Regions from separate parts of the Homo sapiens genome. Here regions 2 and 3 are each linked to region 1. Evidence: chromatin contacts called from ENCODE Hi-C or POLR2A ChIA-PET data. All regions are on one chromosome and are shown on one strand. Each heading gives the region's core, a stretch centred on a gene start or an enhancer-like site at or near the end of the contact. The rest is flanking DNA. Distances are from core to core; before and after follow the strand shown.

Evidence for each region. A loop is a pair of places that touch in the nucleus more often than their neighbours do. ChIA-PET counts read pairs that join two places held with the same protein, here RNA polymerase II (POLR2A). Pooled maps may share reads with other maps.
Region 2: a loop to region 1 is called in a pooled map, with 2.1 times the contacts of the local background. The contact joins two enhancer-like sites. A Hi-C loop is called at or near these places in 1 of 168 maps with a recorded cell type or tissue (ascending aorta), 10 of 37 single-sample maps with no recorded cell type and 6 of 50 pooled maps. POLR2A ChIA-PET finds 5 or more read pairs at or near these places in 3 of 52 experiments (HEK293, MCF 10A and naive thymus-derived CD4-positive, alpha-beta T cell).
Region 3: POLR2A ChIA-PET joins it to region 1 with 17 read pairs in H1. The contact joins two enhancer-like sites. A Hi-C loop is called at or near these places in 1 of 168 maps with a recorded cell type or tissue (naive thymus-derived CD4-positive, alpha-beta T cell) and 8 of 50 pooled maps. POLR2A ChIA-PET finds 5 or more read pairs at or near these places in 6 of 52 experiments (CD4-positive, alpha-beta T cell, Caco-2, H1 and 3 more).

The regions. Positions count from the first base shown.
Region 1 is chr18:75,225,497-75,228,097 of GRCh38, reverse strand. All of the region lies in intron 1 of TSHZ1 (teashirt zinc finger homeobox 1), which reads right to left. Among named protein-coding and RNA genes, the nearest start is that of TSHZ1, 16 kb to the right of the region's middle. Within about 2 kb of position 1,298, at least 4 of the 41 ENCODE cell types and tissues checked have a DNase peak (open chromatin) inside an H3K27ac peak, as active enhancers do.
Region 2 is chr18:74,805,580-74,808,180 of GRCh38, reverse strand. All of the region lies in intron 4 of ZNF407 (zinc finger protein 407), which reads right to left. Among named protein-coding and RNA genes, the nearest start is that of ZNF407, 210 kb to the right of the region's middle. RefSeq lists enhancers at 1,003-1,052, 1,037-2,236. Within about 2 kb of position 1,325, at least 10 of the 41 ENCODE cell types and tissues checked have a DNase peak (open chromatin) inside an H3K27ac peak, as active enhancers do.
Region 3 is chr18:74,941,417-74,944,017 of GRCh38, reverse strand. The region is part of intron 8 of ZNF407 (zinc finger protein 407); the gene reads right to left. Among named protein-coding and RNA genes, the nearest start is that of PTGR3, 270 kb to the left of the region's middle. Within about 2 kb of position 1,322, at least 3 of the 41 ENCODE cell types and tissues checked have a DNase peak (open chromatin) inside an H3K27ac peak, as active enhancers do.

The DNA.
Region 1 (2,601 bases), core at 49-2,548:
GTTGTCCCTCCCCTGGCTGTGTCTCAAGTTACAGCCTTGTACAACCCAAGTCTAAATAATATTCACCATGATAAATGACACCATAACTCCGATATCCACAATCAATCTTTGCTTTAAAGATACATCCATCTTCAATAATGTTGATGGGGATTCTGCAAAATGGGGAACGTGACTGTCTTCCAGACCTCCTAACGGCGGGGGAAGGAAGCCCTGAGTGATGGCTGTCAGCCCACATCTGGCTGCAAAAATAAATTAGCCTTATGCAGAAAAATGAAAGGGCTAGCTCCGCCTAGGAAACAGCCACTCCTGAGCAATGGCTAATTTATAGGACTTCTTTCTGGAAAGTTCCTGGCGAAGGCAACAGTCTCCTTCACTATCTCTTTAAATGGTATCTGATGCTGTAAATAACTTCAGTGTGGTAGGGACTGTACGAAGTACAAAGGGGTGGGGATGAGAGAAACAATAACTTTTCTCACATTCTCACACATGATTACAATGCAAAACTCTACTCTTCAAGAGAAAAAAACATTTATTTTAGCCAAATGCTTTTATATTTTCACAGCATGCTCTCCTCTGGCTGACTTTTTTTTTCCTTTGCACTTTCTGGTGGTTTTCTAGTGGTTTGGGAACTTATATAAAAAGTAAACAATCTGGGGGCAAAAATGGCCCTTTCTCTTCCTCCTCCAAAATATCCTTTTTTAGCAACTTTTAGACTCGAACCTCATCACTGTCTTTATGCAGGCGGGAATGGGGTTACAAATTCTAGGCAACAGAGAAAAAGAAGAAACATCTATCGGGTTTAGTAGGTGGTTTCAAAAATAGCCTGGAGTAAAACACTTATTAGGCAGACTCTAAAAAAAAAAAAAATAGAAGACCAAACTTCTGCCGCAGGAGTGGGGGACCTATGAATTTGGATACCAGGGAAATGCTTTGCTGCTGGTTCTTTATGCCTCTGACCTTGTCTCACTGAGTATTACTCAGGGCTTGAATCCTTAAAGCCTGCTAGAAAGTGGGGAGATGCAGGGGCACCTGGGTCATGCTTTCTGCACGGAAAGCCGGGACTCCATGGGGTGTCCCTACAGAGCCGGGGGCTTGTGTGTTCCTGGGCTTGGAACAATCACTCCTTTGGGTCTCAGAACCTTCCCAGGCAGGACCTCGGAGCTGTTGCAGCGGGCTGAGGTGGGGAGGGTTAATTCTGTGAAGGTTGAAGGACTTACAGTAATGCTCTGAAGACAGAAACATCACAGGCTTTCCTGGCAAGGGGCTCACAGAGGGTAGGAGGGACTGCAAAATGAACTCTCTCAGGCTTTGTCGGCGGCGTTTCCCAAGGCCCGGCCTGGCCCCTTTGATAAATGACACATGTCATTCTGTCAGGGGCTGACACTGCGGCTGGGAGGGCTGGTGATGCATGGCTCCAGGGAAAAGGAAATCAACTTTTTGGCATCGAGTGTGTCTGTGCCCTGTATGAGGATTTTGTTTCTCCAAAAGTGAAAGATAGACTTAGGATTTAAAAAAAAAAAAAAAAAGTTGAAAAACAGATTGAACGACAGCTTACACTTAACATAAATTAACTCAGTAATGGCGAAATGTGCTAGCCTGTGATAAATAAAAGCTACATTAGTCAATTATTAATCACACTCTAACTTGTAGCCAGACCCATGACTTAAATCTGGGGCCTGAGCTGCTTTACAAACAGATAAGACAGTGCCTGATAGGCGTCTTCAGAGAGCAATCAAGAAGGAATCAAAGATTTCATGGGCTCACCAATGGGAATTAATAGAAGGTTCTAGAACCACAGAGTTGGGTGAGTGGGGAGCAAGAAAGGACCAATCCTTTGCAGACACAGACTATCTACTGACTGTGTGAGGAAAATTAAACATAACGGCTACATCCAAATACTTTTTCCTCCCCCATCAGGACTTATTTGCTTTGAATATGCAAGACATTTGTACACTGCAAACATATGTTTATATTTGATATAATGTTTATATTTGTAAGATTTTGCCTTGAAAATATGTTGCAGTTTTGCCCCCACACCTACTGAGTTGCATCGTTTGAATCTGATGCCTGCTAAGGGGATTTTCCTAGAGATAGCACTAATTTCCAAACTAATTGCTTAGCACAGATTTATAAATTCAGCTTCACATTTTACCAAACAAATTGACATTTGACATCCACATACACAAAAACAGGGCAAAGTGCAAACCTGCCTCTCCACCAAGTGGCTCTCTTTTGGCTCCGTTCTAAGCAACCCATCCAAAGAAAAATCAACATGGAGAAGCTACTCTCAAAAAATGTATGGCTTTGAGGTATCGCTATTCTTCATAATAAAGAACATTAAGTAAAACCCGCCACCGAGATATAGTCTTGCATTAACTGCTGTCTGCTGTGCTCAGGATGGCGTGCGAGCCCACCAGCACCTCTCCTTGGGAAAACCTTTCCCCTTCAGGCTCGGAATGTGGAGGATGGTCAGCTGTCTCATTGTCGGCCCTACTTGATGACGAGTTGATTTCCACGACAGTGGGGCTCTAATTCCTAGTTCTCAGAAGACCTGCTGAGGCTGTGGGGGACTTCTGATGTTCCAAAGGGCATGCTGAGGTT
Region 2 (2,601 bases), core at 76-2,575, 420 kb after region 1:
TTAGCCAAGCGTGGTGGCACATGTATGTAATCCCAGCTACTCGGGAGACTGAGGTAGGAGAATCATCTGAACCTCGGAGGCGGAAGTTGCGGTGTGCCGAGATCGCGCCATCGAACTCCAGCCTGAGCAACAAGAGTGAAACTCTGTCTCAAAAAAAAAAAAATGTGAGGTGCTGTGGCATACTCCTGTAATCCCAGCTCTTTGAGAAGCTGAGGTGGGGGATCGCTTGAGCCCAGGAGATCAAGACCAGCCTAGGCTAAACATAGTAAGACCTCATCTTTTATTTTTTAAAAATAAAACAATTAAAAAAACCTTACATCAATGTATGTGTCCGTGAGTATGTACTGATACCCAGAAATGATAAGATGATCATTAAAATATGTCCACATACAAATACAATAAAATCTGTGGGGGAAATAAGGGATGTGAGTTCAAGAAGAAAAACAAATTTTCTGACAGTTAAAGAACTTATTCATGTACTTTTAAATGAATGGACGGTGGGAATCAAATCATCATGGTGTTAACATTCTATTGGATACATTTTAAAGTGGTACAAATATTACTTTACTATGTCAATTTTTATTCTACACTTGAAATTATATCCTGTCCAACTTCTGTACTTAGGATGAAAATACTCAGTTGCCAACAACTGGGGCAGGGGATACAGAAGTTTGAAATACTATCATAGGGGAACTTGAGCACCATACTATAGCATAACTAGTGTGACTGTTCAAAGTCTTGCTTGCCCTGTGAAAACCTTCCCATGAATATCCATGCACAACGAAGACTACCTCCATGACTCTCGGGACCCTGCTCATGTCTCTTTACAAGCTGGCCTGTATGTGTGTTACAGCCACAGGACCCTCCTTCAGCACATGCAGCCCAACACTTTCAGTTCCTAATTCAGTTTCACTGTACTTTCTGTTCCCTCCACCTAGAATACTCTTTAATGCTGCCTTTCTCATCATTCACGTTCCTACTCAGCCTCAGAATACAGGGACTCTCTTTGCATTACTTCTTGCAAATAATGCAGGCTAATTTGCCCGAAAAGCCTTAAAAAGGCTTCAGAGGTGCCTACTGTAAACAATCTATCTACAATCACCTGTTGCTTCCCGTTATTATCTCCATGGCATCTACTGCTTTCTGAAATTATTTATGTGCTTCTTCACTTACTTTCCAGTTCTGCCATAACAATGTAAGCTCTATGGGTAAGAAGTGTTTATTTTGCTCACCACTCCATTCTTAGAACCTAAAACCATGCCATGCCTGAGAAAATTTTTGCTAAATTAATCATAGGTGTGAGGTAAAGGTGACTCATAGTCCTAGAATAGCTTCTACATGTCAAGCACTCTGCTGGGACACTTACTCAGTCTCACTCTATTTACTCCTTATGAGAATTTTCTAAAGGGAGTATTATTCCTTATATTTTTAGTTGAATAAACGGAGTTTCAGAGGTTAAGTAACTCGGACAAATTGCATCAGTTAATAAAATGGAGGTGACAGGATTTAAACTCAGGTACTGGATCTTAATCATCCTCTGCTAGAGCTTTATCCACTATGACATGTTGTCATTTTATTTCCCTTACAGTATTTTCATTTATCATCTTGTTTGATCCTCACAACAGTCCACATCTTATCATATCTGCTTTCCAGAAAATGAAACTAAGGCTCTGAGAGTCAAAAAGCTATGTCCATGGAAATAAAGCTACTTAGGGACCAACTGGAACTCAGGTCCTCCACCCCTGGCTCTCGCCTTCCTCCTACAACCCCCCATTGGCATAGGCTAAAGCAGAGATTGGTGAATTACAACCAGGTTGACAGGTGAATCAACTTCCCAACATATCACACTGTGCCACTGTCAAAAGCTTGAGAGTTTACAACTGCCACAGACTTTCTGAGATAAGATAAAGACAATCAACATTAGCCATACTAAGGAAAACCTAAGTAATCCTAAGTAAGGGGCGCGGCCTAGCCAAGGTGTGGGCCTGCAGTCACAGCAGGCCCTGCGCCATCCAGCCACTGCTCCAGATTTGGCAGGAAACCTAAGTGCACACGTGATGGCTTGGAGTTCTACAAAGTATAATCTTACTCGTTTAGTATTATTTTAAGATATTTTCCCAAGTTCTAGTGTATAAGGATAAATCATTTAAAAACTCAAGAAAATTTTTAACAAAAAGAGTTACATCACTAGGAAAAAAATGTATTGGAAATAGTAAAGTCTGTAGAATATACATCCATAAGCTCTTCCATTAAACAAAGAATGAAAGAGGACGAGTCGAGAAGTCAAGTAGGAGTATCTCAATTTTCTCACACAACGTAACATCTTCATTTGCTTGCACAATGCTCAAATCTGTCTTAAAACAATGAACAATGAATGACTTCAAAACATTATAATCAGTTCCAGTTAAAATTGCAGATATAATTTATACTGACTCTTGTCTCTACCTATACCAGGTGGAGACCCTTTAACAGATGGTGTTCATTCCCACCTAACAATGATCAAACAGCAACAGGAAAACTTTGGTTCAGTTTAACAGAAGTCAGGTCTCTACTCCAAAGTATCATAAATGTATTGATAACATTCTTATATTTTTACTCTTC
Region 3 (2,601 bases), core at 73-2,572, 280 kb after region 1:
AGGGGGGAAATATTACTTCCTAACACCCTAGTTTATTTCTGGTAGCAATCCACATTCTTTTGGATGAGATACAGGTAATATCTAGCATAATTTGTAGAAATTCGAAGGGGAAAACTGTTCAGTAGAACGAGAGTGTCACTTTATGCTGGGAAACTTTCCATATAGTCACTGTAATAGTGACTCTTCAACACTAATCCCACGCTATCCTCAGGGTCCCAATTATTGGGCTCGCGGTCCATGAGGTACATACTGTACACAGCAAGAGAACAGACTGTAGGTTTGGAACTACGACAACCGACACACTAAGGGCTTCATTCTAGTTACTTCACGGGAAATAGTCCATGACTTCGTTCTTCCAACATTAGTTTTTAGCTTTGCAGCTGTGACAAAATTTCACCAAACAGTCTAACGTATTGATCAACTAATAATGTAAATTCAAAACTAAACTCTTAATATCTTAAGTCTGGTAATTTAAATAGCAAAGTCTATCGCTATTTGCATTCTCTTTTCAGTATATGCATTTCTACGCCTTATGGGTGACAAACAAACTGTGTTTTCATGGTCCAGTTCCCTTCAAAAATACTGTGAAATTTCAATAGGGCAGCAATTCAGACAAATAACTCATCCTTCAGATGGAAAATAAATGCTTCACACATAAAGTAACAGCTGTAAGAAAGAGAACTGCAATGTGCTAAAATCACTATTAACGTAATATCAGCCTAAGAAGAATCAGAATTCTCAGGAAAATAAAAATGTATTAGTTATATCTCTCTGGGCTGTAAATTTAAAAAATGGATTTTTTGGCTGGGCATGGTGGCTCACACCTGTAATCTCAGCACTTTGGGAGGCCAAGGCAGGTGGATAGCAAGGTCAGGAGATCGAGACCATCCTGGCTAATGTGGTGAGACCCCGTCTCTACTAAAAGTACAAAAAAATCAGCTAGGCATGGTGGCATGTGCCTGTAGCCCCAGTTACCTGGAAGGCTGAAGCAGGAGAATGCTTGAACCCAGGAGGCAGAGGTTGCAGTGAGCCAATATTGTCCCACTGCACTGCAGCCTGGGCGACAGAGTGAGACTCCCATCTCAAACAAAAAAAAAAAGATAAAATAAAAAATAAATAAATAAAACAAAATAATACGGATATTGCAATATGATCTAACACTTTTTCATTCCTCGAAAAGAAGTGGATTCTCATAAGATGCTGGAGATGAGAAACACATGCATATCAGCCAAGTACGTTACTGAGTATCTGGTCCCCACTGAGGCTTTGTGGGTGAAAGCATGACTGCCAGACAAGCATGGAGAGGAAGCGCCCCAGATGGGCACCAAGGCAGACAGACTCAGGGCTCCAGCCGCCCCGTGGACCAGCAGGTCCCTATAAAAACATACTGGAGGCCCAGGCACCAACTGCCTTATAAAAAGCACGTTTCTGAAATGACTAACATCTTTAAAATGTTAAACTTCAGGTCAGAAAGATTAAAAAGATTTCTTACAAACCGGTCAAAGTAGGGAAAGTCTTGGGTTTCTGTTCTCCAGTCATGCTTGATTCGCATCAAGACTGGGTTTCCTGTTTAGCTCTCTGATCCCAAGCTATGCTGGGGTAGGTACTTTCCCAGCCTTTCCTCCATGTTTGGCATCAATCTTTAGCTCAGATAGAAAACAAACAGAAGAAATATAAAATCTTGCCAGATCATCCAAGATAAAGAAGACCTCCTATAGCCAAGGCTGATGATCTTCACTTTTCTCTGATAACGAGCACCTGTGAGACTGCAGCGCACTTCACAGCTTCAAAAGCCACTTTCCCTGCTGCAGGGGAGATTCGTGCAAAAAAGTTTCTGGTGGACATAAGAATCACAAGCTCCTTTCCTCTAGTTTATATTAATAATACCTTAGAAATGCATGGCACTAAATGGTTTGCAAAGAACTTTCACACATGATCTAATTTAATGAGGGCATGGCAGTTAATCCAGCCATCAGATCCACACCACAGCGATCTTCAACCCAACACATGGAGCATCCAAATCTGGAAATGAAGATCATCTATTTTTAGTCTAACCGATTTTATTCTAACACAATCCTGCCATCCTGCAGAAGTCTCTGAGAATATGGAGAATCTGCATATGAGGTGGGAAATAACTCGAGCCCTGGAATACCTTTGTCAACTCTTATATGAAGGAATAAAACAATCCTCAACGAATAACATCATCACCGTTGTTGCGAAAGTTTTTCCTTTATTTTGGAGACTTCAGCCTCAAAGCTAAGTATCCTAGCCTACGAAAGCATTTTTCTGTAGCTCTATATTGGCACCAATAGGCACAGGAAAGAAACGAAGGGGGACCCAGCAACTCCATTTGCTACTTGAGAAAGGAATAACATACATGCTTAACCCATGTAATACCATTCTCAGCAACTCTGATTTATTACAACCCTATTTATACTTGAAATGCTATATTCAAATATTTGCTTAGCAACCCATTATAGTACATTATGTGTTGTGTATGTGTTTTTGCTTTTTGCTCTATGCCTGGAATATCATGATCCCTCAATTAATGAACCATCGGTGAGAAAACCTACTACAAGCTGGAGCTACATGAAAGCAGGT